Linked DNA regions of Homo sapiens: region 1 is linked to region 2. A link is a loop called in an ENCODE intact Hi-C map of the cell type or tissue named here. Cell type or tissue: Calu3. All regions are shown on one strand. Links, peaks and the distances in the headings refer to the core of each region. The heading gives the core; the rest is flanking DNA.

Region 1 (5,388 bases), core at 116-5,115, 130 kb after region 2:
TCTCTCCTAATACCCAATTTGTACTTGCTTCACTTATGAAAAGCCATTTGAATATTTACCTTCCAAATCAGATCATTCTGAGCATCCAGTCAGTAGTTACACTATGAAAAACTTGTTAACAGGCAAGAGAGGCTATAGTTTATAGCCAGCACCTGGTAGCTGGGAACAGTGAGCTATGACAGATGCAGGGGGAGGGGATGTGTCCTGTTTCAGGGGCTGATCGTTGATACCAGATCCTGCTCCCCAAATCACACCTCTCAAATATTAGCTCAGCGTAGATGGCATCCACACCTCCTCTCTCTCATAGTAAGGGAATCAGGGGCATCTCCAGGTGTATACTCCACCTAGCTCTCAGCATCATTCACTCCATTTTGTTCTCCTAAGTTCTCCTAGGAATCTTCCACTAATATATTTTAGTGTGGCTCCAGGGAATAAAAGAGACAAAACCAATGGCTTACTGAGAATAATATTTTAAGTGATATTTAATGCTTCAGATAATTGGTCATAACAAGATAAAAGGTCAGTTTACCAAATTATAGATACAATGTTATCCCAACACTATAAAAATATACTGTTACGTATATATGTATATGCAAAAGAAAATACATGAAAATATTAACCTGGTTAATATTAACATTAACAATGGATATCTCTGCGCACTGAGACTGAGGGTGACTTCTGTTAGCTTTCCTCAAGTCCATTCACTTCTCTCCAGGTCTTTGGCATCACCTAGTCATGTCACTATCATCTCCCTCCTGATCTTCTACAGTAACCTCCTAAATGATCAGCCTGCAGCTGGTCTTACCAATTCACTCCCCACACAGAATCAAGACTGAACTTCTTCAAATGCAAATCTGGTGACCATGGAGACAGGATGACAAACTGGCACCAGCTGCTTGCTCCTTCCATGAAACCCAACCCTAGAGATGTCCAAGAAGCAAACGTGAGCTTATTAGATTCAATGCTTATTGCAAAAACTATTTTTTTGGTTTGTATGCTTGTTTGTTGATTGGTAGGGAGTTAAAGGTTGGTTAGGTTTTGGAGTTGTCACAAGGACAGAAAATGGCAGCCTACAGCAGACAAGGGCTAGAAACTTTGGACAGTATATTAGCTTCCTATTGCTGTGTAACAAATTATTGCAAATTTAGCACCTTAAAACAACATACTTTTAGCGTCTCTCAGTTCCTGTGAGTCAGGCATCCAGACATGGCTCAGCTGGGCCCTTTGCTCAGGGTTTCACAAGTCTGTGATCAGTGTCTGGACTGCATTTCTTTCTGGAGCTCCAAGTTCTCCTTCTCAGCTCATATAATTGTCAGCAGAGTTAGTTCCTTGCGTTTGTAGGACAGAGGTCCCTGCTCTCTTGCTGGCTGTCAGTAAGGGCCACTGTCAGCTCCTAGAGGCCCCCACAGTTCCCTGTCATATGGCTTTCTGACAACCTGGCCACTTACTTCTTCAAAGCCAGCAGGGAAGCTCACTCTATCTCCATCTTACTAAGATGGAATCTTATATAATGTAATATAATCACAGTGTGACTATTCCACCATATTCACAGGTCCTACCCACATTCAAGGGGAGGAGACTATAAAGGGTGTGTATACCAGGAGACAGGAATCCTGGGGATCATCTCAGAATTCCACCTACCACAATTTGACCTCTGGCCTCCAGTAATTCATATTCCTCCCACATGAAAAATACATTCACCTTATCTGTTACAGGCTAAATTGTGTCGCGCAAAATTCATACATGAAAGTCCTAACTCCCAGTATGTGACTGTATTTGGAAATAGAGTCTTTAAAGAAGTAATTAAAGGTCGGGCGCAGTGGCTCACACCTGTAATCCCAGCACTTTGGGAGGCTGAGGCAGGCAGATCACGAGATCAGGAGATCAAGACCATCCTGTCTAACATGGTGAAAGCCTGTCTCTACCAAAAATACAAAAAACTAGCCGGGTGTGGTGGCACACATCTGTAGTCCCAGCTACTCAGGAGGCTAAGGCAGGAGAATCGCTTGAACCCAGGAGGCGTTGATTGCGGTGAGCCGAGATCACGCCACTGCACTCCAGCCTGGACAACCGGGTGAGACTCCGTCTCAGAAAAACAAAAATAAATAAATGAATAAATGAATAAATAAATAAATAAATTTAAACACAGAATGACTCAAAATATACGTTTGCTTGTTTTTGAAAAAAAAAAGAAGTAATTAAATTGAGATCCTTAGGATGGGCCCTAATGTAACATGACTGGTGTCCTTATACAAAGTAGAAATTTGGGCATAGATGTATACAAAAGGAAGACCGTGTGAAGACACAGAGAGAGACAGGCATCTATAAGCCAAAGATATGGGCCCTCAGGAAAAAAAAAAAACCCTGCCAATACTTTCATTTCAGACTTCTAACATCCAGAATTGTGAGAAAAATCATTTCTGTCATCCAGGTCACCCAGTTTGTGGTACTTTGATTTGGCAGCCCTAGCTGACTAATACACCATCCCAGCATCTTCATCCCATTACATCATCAGCAAAATCTCTTCATCAAATCTCATCTCATCAGCTCAAAATCCAAAATCTCATTATCTAAATCATATAACTCAGGTACAGACAGGGATCCTGGGTACAGTCTATTAAGTACAATTCCTGGGGCACAATTTCTCTCCATTTAAGAACCTGTAAAACTTAAGAGACAAATTATCTACCCACAAGGTACCCAACATACAATGTTCAGATAGACATAGGATAATTGCTATAGACATCCTGGTTCAAAAATGGGAGAGATGAGAGATAAATAAAGGAGTCACCTGTCCATCACAGTATTGAAATTCAGCCAAGCAAATATTACATTTCCTTGATTAAGTTTCAAGGAATGGGAATAGAGACTGTTTAGCTCTCTAACCTCTGAACTCTGCACTCTGGTCTCTGAGTCATCTTTCCTTTTTGACAAAAGGTAGCTCATGTTTGCAGCTGAGTCATTTTAATCAGTCCACTTTCTGCCAGTAGCTCAGAGTCCTCTTTCAAGCCTGGTGTAGAAAGCTAGAACTAGCATATAGAGTGAGGAGGGCATATTTGCAGGTGAGGGGCTAGCAACGAAAATAGGAGATTGGTCTCGTACAGGAACACTGGTCACATAATTAAATATATTAAAGATATTGAGAGCCAGGTTTCTTACCATCAGAAAATGGATTAACAAATATGAAAAATGAGAAATATAGAATGAACTCTGTGGTTTTGGATTGGAATTGGAAGTATCCGTTTGCAATATATAGAGAGAAATATAAAAATATAGATATAAACGTGTGTGTATATCTATATATATTTCTTAGCTATGTCCACTGAGAAGTCCTGGGAAGTGAAACACCCCAAAAGCAAGAACCAAACCTGTTGCCCAGATGCGGGCTTCTCAACATCATTCTCTACTTGAAGGAACCAGGCCTCTTCAGAGAAATGTCTTGAGTTTAAGGCTTGGGCAGGGAAAGTATGAGGTGAGCTCATAACATTTTTTCCCCTCAGAAGGCAAGAAAGTACTCAAAGAATGATAGGACTATATCAAAAGCACACAAACACCAGCTTGAAGAGGCTTCCAATGGCCAAACTGGAGACAATTTGAGTATCAAAGAATGATAGTAACAGATCATAATTCATTGAATAAAATAGGAAACCATGAGCCCATACAGGTATAAAACAATAAATAAATTAATTAAAAGTTTGTTCAGGAATAGAATAGTTACAAAGCTTCAACATTTTTCACACAAAATATTCATTAATTACAAAAAGAAGTAACTTGAAACCGGAGACTAGTAGACATCATCTTAATAAAGCAACTCTTGGCTGGGAGCGGTGGCTCATGCCTCTAATCCCAGCACTTTGGGAGGCTGAGATGGGTGGATCACCTGAGGTCAGGAGTTTGAGACCAGCCTGGACAACATGGTGAAACTGCATCTCTACTAAAAATACAAAAATTAGCCAGGTGTGATGGTGCGTGCCTGTAATCCCAGCTACTCAGGAGGCTGAGGTAAGAGAATCACTTGAACCCTGGAGGCAGAGGTTGCAGTGAGTCAAGATCACGCCACTGCACTCCAGCCTGGGCAACAAGAGCAAAACTCCGTGCCAAAATAAATAAATAAATAAATAAATAAATAAAGCAACCAAAATTGACATCATCAATAATGGGAAAAATTGAAGTTTTGCACTACCTGGCATGATGCACTGAGAAGAACACAGTATCACTTCTATGTTATTCTTTCCAAAGATGCATAACCCAAGTCTATTCTGAGGAAACAGCAGATGGCTCTGAATTGAGAGACATTCTACAAAATAACTGGCCTACAATCTTCGAAAGTGGCAAGGATATGACAGTCAAGGAAAGATGAGGAACCATTTCAAATTGAAGTTAGCCAAAGATGTGATACATGCAGCATTTTGAACTGGATCCTCTTGCTATAAAGAGTATTATTGCAACACTTGGCAAAACTTGGAATGGGATCTGATAAAAATGATTCATCAAGGTTAATTTTCTTTTTTCTTTTTTTTTTCTTTTTTATTTAAGTCACAGGATTTCACTCTGTCACCCAGGCTGAAGTGCAGTGGCACAATCACAGCTCACTGCAGCCTCAACCTCCCAGGCTATAGTGATCCTCCTGCCTCAGCCCCCTGAGTAACTGGGAATTGTATTGTATATACTATATATAGTCTATATAAGCATATGGAAGAATGTCTTTGTAGGAAATAAACACTGAAGTTTTTGGGATAATAGGGAATCAGGTTAGCAGCTTATTCTCAAAGGGTTAAGGAAAAACAGTTACTTCTACCATACTTGTACGTTTTTAGTGTGACTGTAATCCTTTAAAAATATTTAATTTAAAAGTATACTAATAAATAAACGGGCCATGGTTTGACTACTTTTGGGCAGGCTGTCCTCTCACTCCAGCTTGTAGGCCATTTCAGGGCCTGTTGGGTTGGAGACCAATAGTTCGTTGCCAGTCTCAGGCAGGAAAATTGAACTGATTTTGTCCATGCATCAGCAGCTGCCTGAACGTGGCTCAAGATTTCCTGCCTGGCCACATTTCTGGTTAAACTTCACTGACAAATCATTCTCACTGCTCTCAAAATATTTCCCCATGTGTAACGGAGTCACCAAATCAAAGACTTAGGTCTGGCTCTAAAATCTCTCACATTCTTTAGACTACAGCTCTCTGTCTGTCCCTGAATCTTCCTAAACCAGCCAGGCACCCAGGGCTCCTCAGGAATGATTTACTTGCTATTATATTGTGGGGAATGTGGCTGACTTTTGCAAGAGATTTCCTGTCTTCTCTCAACAAGTGACTAAACTGGTTACAGCTAATTCTGCTGGGAAGTAACCAGCTGTTTTTCCACAATGCTGCAGCCATTTCCATGAATT
Region 2 (5,388 bases), core at 136-5,135:
CTCATGCCTGGGTGCTAATCCCATGCTTATTTCATTGCATCAGGAAGGCCTGGGGGGAAATTTCCACATTCAGAGAGTTCTTGGGTAATGGGGAGAGATGAGAGAGATTGGGTAGTGCCATTTGAGGCCAGTCAGAGGTCTTATGGCTCATTCAGGAGACACAAGGCTCTGAGCTTCCTATGTTCTGACAGGGTCAAAGTTTCCCTCACCAATTCTCCCCACATGGCTTCTTAGCCAGACTTCTTCAAAGAGGCTGATCGCAAACCACCTTACCTCATGACAGCCCCCCAGACATCCCTGCATGCCTCCCAGCAGAATATTTCAGGTGGGCAGCTTAGCCATCAGGGGAGGGGACTGCAGCTGCTGAGGACAGCTGAGCTCCAGTCCTTGCTGTTCTATTGGCTGCCCAGTGAGTGGAGAAGGTGATGGGGGTGGGGCGATGTCCTTAGGGAGGAGGGTTAGAGGAAGCTCCCAGATGGGACACCACCACAGGAGGCTGTGATCACACTGACTGAAGGAAGTAGCAGGTCCCATTCAGTCCCTGACCTGGGGACAGTCTCAGAAGGGAACAGTCTCATGAGTCCAATTTTAAAGAATTGCTGAATTGTCTGAAATAATGGATTTGGAATTTTTTTCCACTTGGGATAGTAAATTCCACCAAGAGAGGAAATAACTTATAAATGATTAACATTGGCATAAGTTAATATTTCTGATTGCAGGACCTTGTCAAATGGAAGGCCGCGTAGGATTTGGAGAGGGGAGAAAGGGAAAAGAGAAAAAATACTCTGAGTAGGGGACCCTGCTAATGAGAGAGCAAGCCTGTTGGGTGGTAAGGATTGAAGTGGGGATGATGGGATGAAATCTATGAGGGTTCAGGGGGCTCCTAGAATCCTAGGAATATGGAGGATCTGAGGGGAAAGAGAATACATTGGTTGAGAACATACCATGTGCCAGGTACTCAGCTAAGCAGAGTAGATACAATGAGTAAATCTAAGTTTCTGACCTTTCAGAATCCACAGTCTGAGACTGAGGGGAAAAAGGTACATTTCAGTAGAAGGTGTGAACCACTATGGTGGTTACAAGCATGGCACTGAACCAGCCTGCTTGGATCTGAATCCCAGTTCTGCCACTTATTAGTTGTATGGCTTTGGGCGAGAGTCTTAACCTCTCTGTTTCCATTTCTCCATCTATAAAATAGGGATAATAGTAGTAGCTACTCATAGGGTTGTTGTGAGGAAAGAATGAGTTAATACACATACAAAGTGCCTCAACCAGTACCTGGAATAAAATAAACACTATTGTAGGGTCCTCCAACTTCCCCCACTTTTTCTCTGGTCCTGCCGGGAAACGTAGAACACTTGCACCACTCTCCCAGCCAGATATATGTTTTCTCCTGCAGGCTTGAACCCAAGTGGGGCCCTTGAACATTTCCAGGCACCGATAAAGGTGTTTGCATTTTTGCCCAAAACCCTGAAAGAGACTAGCCCCAGCCCCGAGTCAAACTCCTTAAACCCTCTTATAAGCTCCATACCCTGACTTTCTCATTGCAGACATACCTAGGTAGGACATCCCTTGTCTCATTGTCCTTCGGGAGGATGCTCTCCAGCCCCCCTCTGTAATACAGTTCACCTGATACAGTAAATGCTTTTAACTAATCACCTTGACATTTTAGTACTTCTTTCTTTGGAATCCCAACTGGCCCCATCCTGGAATCATTTGGGGCAGTCCCTTGCAGGAACTCCTCTGCCCCTGCTTTTGGGTGACTCCAGCTGTGGGTTCAGCCACAGAGGCTGACATCAGGTTTTGTCACAGAGGCAGGCATCAGGTACTATGGGAGAGGTGACCAGAGAAATCTCAAGAGGCAAGTTTGTCCCCTACACAACCGGGAATTTTTCTGTGCCTTTGCCTTTGTTTCCCTTTTTCTTTCCTAGGTCTCTACCGAATCACTTGCTTCCTCACCCCGCCCTGCAGGGCCAGTGATGTGCCATCACAAGCCAGTGCAGTAAGTGCCTGACACTCCCAATGCCCCTTTGATAAGGAAGGCTCTGCCTCCAGGAAACAGAAGCTGTCTTTATCTTTTATTCCTGTCCAGTGTGCTTTCCTTCAGCCATCTCCTTTAATCATCCACATTGTCCACCTGAGCCCCAGTTCTGAGGTCCTTTCCCTGGGACCCTTGAGGTTCTCACACAGTCTGGGCAGTGGGTGTCGCTGGTCTCCAGCTTTTCCTGCTCTTAGCGATCTGCAGTAGTCTCTTTCCTCCTAGGTGCAGTGTGCTCTGGTTCCCTGAGCCATCCAGGGATGTTAGGAAGATCAGGAACCAAAGACAAGTTCAGGGAAGGAAACAGAATGTCTTAGGGCTCTTCAGAAGCCCTAAGAGCACGAGCCTAGAGATATGGATATGGCTCACCCTGACTGCCTCTAGCTCGTCAGGTGACCCAGCACCTCACTCCACCTCAGTTTCCTTTCCTAGATGTAAAGTGAGAGGGTTGGATGAGGTCAGTAGTTTGCAAACTTTTCTCTACCATGGAACTCTTTTACTATTTCTCTTTGCATGGACTTTATGTTTGAAAAGATTTGATCAGCTCAAAACACCCTGCCATTTAATAAATTATTTTTCCATTTTTTAAAATTTATTTTTATTGTATATATTTAAGGTAAACAACATGATGTTTTGATGTACATATACATAGTAAAATAATTATTACAGTCAAACAAATTAATACATCCACCACTCTCCATAGTTACCCCCATCCTTTTTTTGTGGTAAGAGCCCCTAAAATCTACTCTCTCAGTGAATTTTCAGTACACAGTACAATAATGCATTATTACTATAGTCCTCATGCTGTACATTAGGTCTCTTAGTCATTCTACCTAACTGCAAATTCCTACCCTTTGACCTGCTTATCCCCATTTCCTCCCTCCCCACTCCTGGTAACCACTCATCTACTGTTTCTATTTTTTTAACTTAACATATTTTTTAGGTTCTGTATATAAGTAAGGTTATACAGTATTTTTCTATGTCTGTCCTATTTCACTTAGCATAATGCCCTCCGCATTTATCCGTATTGTCACAAATGGCAATACCTTCTTTTTAAAGACAGAATAATACTCCATTGTGCATGTGTGTGTGTGTGTGTCTGTGCATATATATATCCATATACATATATATATATCCATATACATATATACATATATATCCATATACATATATACATATATATCCATTTTAAAAATCCATTCATCCATCAATGAGCACTTAAGTTGTTTCCATATCTTGGCTCTTGTGAATTAATATGGGAGTGCAGCTATCCCTATGAGGTGCTGATTGCCTTTCCCTTGTATAGATACTCAACAGATAGATCATTTTCCATCCTTTATTACTCAAAGACTTAAATCAGCAAGAGAAAGGAATTTTGTAACACAGAATTGACAAAACCTTAACTAAAGCAAACGTGAATAAGCCTGCCTTTTCAAAAGCTTTTGTATAATTGCTAGTAAACGCACGATTTCCACTAGACTTTTTTGAAATATTGAAAATAGCACTGGCTCTGCCATTGGCCCTTTAGTGTAAACCTGAGCATCTAAGGTCTCTGGGCTGGAAGAATTTCACTAGATGATTTCTCAAGTCCCTTCCACTGCAAAAATGTTCTAAATCTATGATCTCCTTGTGTCAATAGTGAGTTGATGCGAGCTGGAGGTTGGAGGTCCATACAAAAGGGGCATGTTAGGGCTGGCTGCAGCTCTGTGTTTAGTACAGTCTTCCTCCATTTTGATGCTATCATTCAAAATTGGGGTTACTTTCACCGGGGTTGGGTTGAAGTCTATCTTTACTGAGTTTATGAAACAAGTTTACCACAGTAAATATGTCAAAACTCCCAGTAGGCTGGATGTGGTAGCTCATGCCTGTAATCCCAGCACTTTGAGAGGCCGAGGTGAAAGGATCGCTTGAGCTCAGGAGTTCAAGACCAGCCTGGGCAACATAGTAAGACCCCATCTCTACAAAACAAACAACAACAACAAAAAGCAAAACTCTCAGTAGCTTGTGAGGGTTGTTGGTAATGACATGGGAAGCACAGCATTTCCTAGCATTTAACCTCTCCAGTCCCATGTATGTACCCATGAAAATGATATCCCAATAATGTATCATTTTTGCCATCTGAAATATTTTAACTTCCTTGGAAATTTTATAGCACTGACAAAACCACGTATTAATTGATCCAATCTATTTTGAGCCAGGAGCTGTGCTAGGCATTGCTGGGAGGGCTACTGAAGTATATAATAAGGTAAGCTTAACTGAATTTTTACAAAAATGTTTTTTAGCAGATAAGTCTTTGCAAATCATATGCATTACAGAGGTTTTGTTCTCATTCTCACTCCTAGGGAAACACAAAAAGAGATGGAGCAGTAAACAGAGAATCAAAGGGATCTGGGGGAGGTAAAGTCTGCTTGCTGTTGCCACGGAAGCAGACCTAACAAAGAAGTTAGGACAAACGGCTTCTGCTGTGTGAGGTGGGGGTCCACTTCCTCTGTACTGGCTGGGCATCATTAGTTAGTAGAGATATAAAAAAATATGCTGAATGCAGACCAGAAATGATTCAATAAGTCCATGAAAGAAATATTTATTACACACCTACCATATGCCAAGCATGTGTAGGAATACAATGGCAAATATGTCATGGTCCTTGTCTTCAAGGAGTTCTGAAACCAAAGAAGTCACATAGGGAAATACGCACCCCTGGGTGAAAAGTGCCACAGGAGTACCAGGCAACACAGGGAAGGGAATGGCTAATTCCGTTGTGGGTTACTGGGGCCACCTCACAGAGGAAGTGACATTGAGGCTGGGCCTTGAAGTAAGTTTTAGCCTAATTACAAAGGGCTTCGAAGGCATAGAGAGCCATATGACAAACTTGTGAACACTCATTATCAGAGGTGGCTGGACTTGAGTGGGGGAAAGGTGAAAACGAAGAGAAACTAGTATTGGGCCAGAGTGAGAAAAATCTGGCACTGTTACAAGTCATCACTTTACTTAAAATAAAAATATTTATTTTCCCCAGGATTCAGGGGTGTGTGGTTCTCAGGAGACTATTTAGCCAATGATTGGACAGACATTCAGTAATCATGAAAAACAAGCTGTTATTTTAGATATTAATAGTTAACAGGTAAGAAGTTCTATTTACAAGCATTTTTAATTTGTCTTAAAAAATAATTTTAGAATTTCTATAAATCACCCATTTTTAGTTATGTAAGGCATAAAAGTATTTTTTAAAATTGAATATGCTTCCAATATGCCACAGGAATAGGTTTGATTTGACAAACAGATTTGTCAAGTAGACAAAGGACAAATATTTTCATTTTATACTAACAATTTATGCTGTAAATATATCCATT

The links. Hi-C counts contacts between places; a loop is a spot of excess contacts. Peaks named below come from ENCODE experiments on the same cell type or tissue, not always from the same donor. Only the 100,000 strongest peaks of a DNase experiment are listed, where the experiment ranks them.
Region 1: a loop joins it to region 2, with 4 times the contacts of the local background. A loop is called at or near these places in 1 of 110 quality-filtered maps.

Annotation. Positions count from the first base shown.
Region 1 is chr1:147,848,446-147,853,833 of GRCh38, forward strand. No RefSeq gene overlaps it. Among named protein-coding and RNA genes, the nearest start is that of GJA8, 52 kb to the right of the region's middle. In Calu3, for the core only: no CTCF peak of the experiment used is centred there; a DNase peak (open chromatin) is centred at 2,936.
Region 2 is chr1:147,721,897-147,727,284 of GRCh38, forward strand. All of the region lies in intron 2 of LOC105371230 (a long non-coding RNA gene), which reads right to left. All of the region lies in intron 1 of LOC102723321 (a long non-coding RNA gene), which reads left to right. Among named protein-coding and RNA genes, the nearest start is that of GJA5, 36 kb to the right of the region's middle. In Calu3, for the core only: no CTCF peak of the experiment used is centred there; a DNase peak (open chromatin) is centred at 2,205.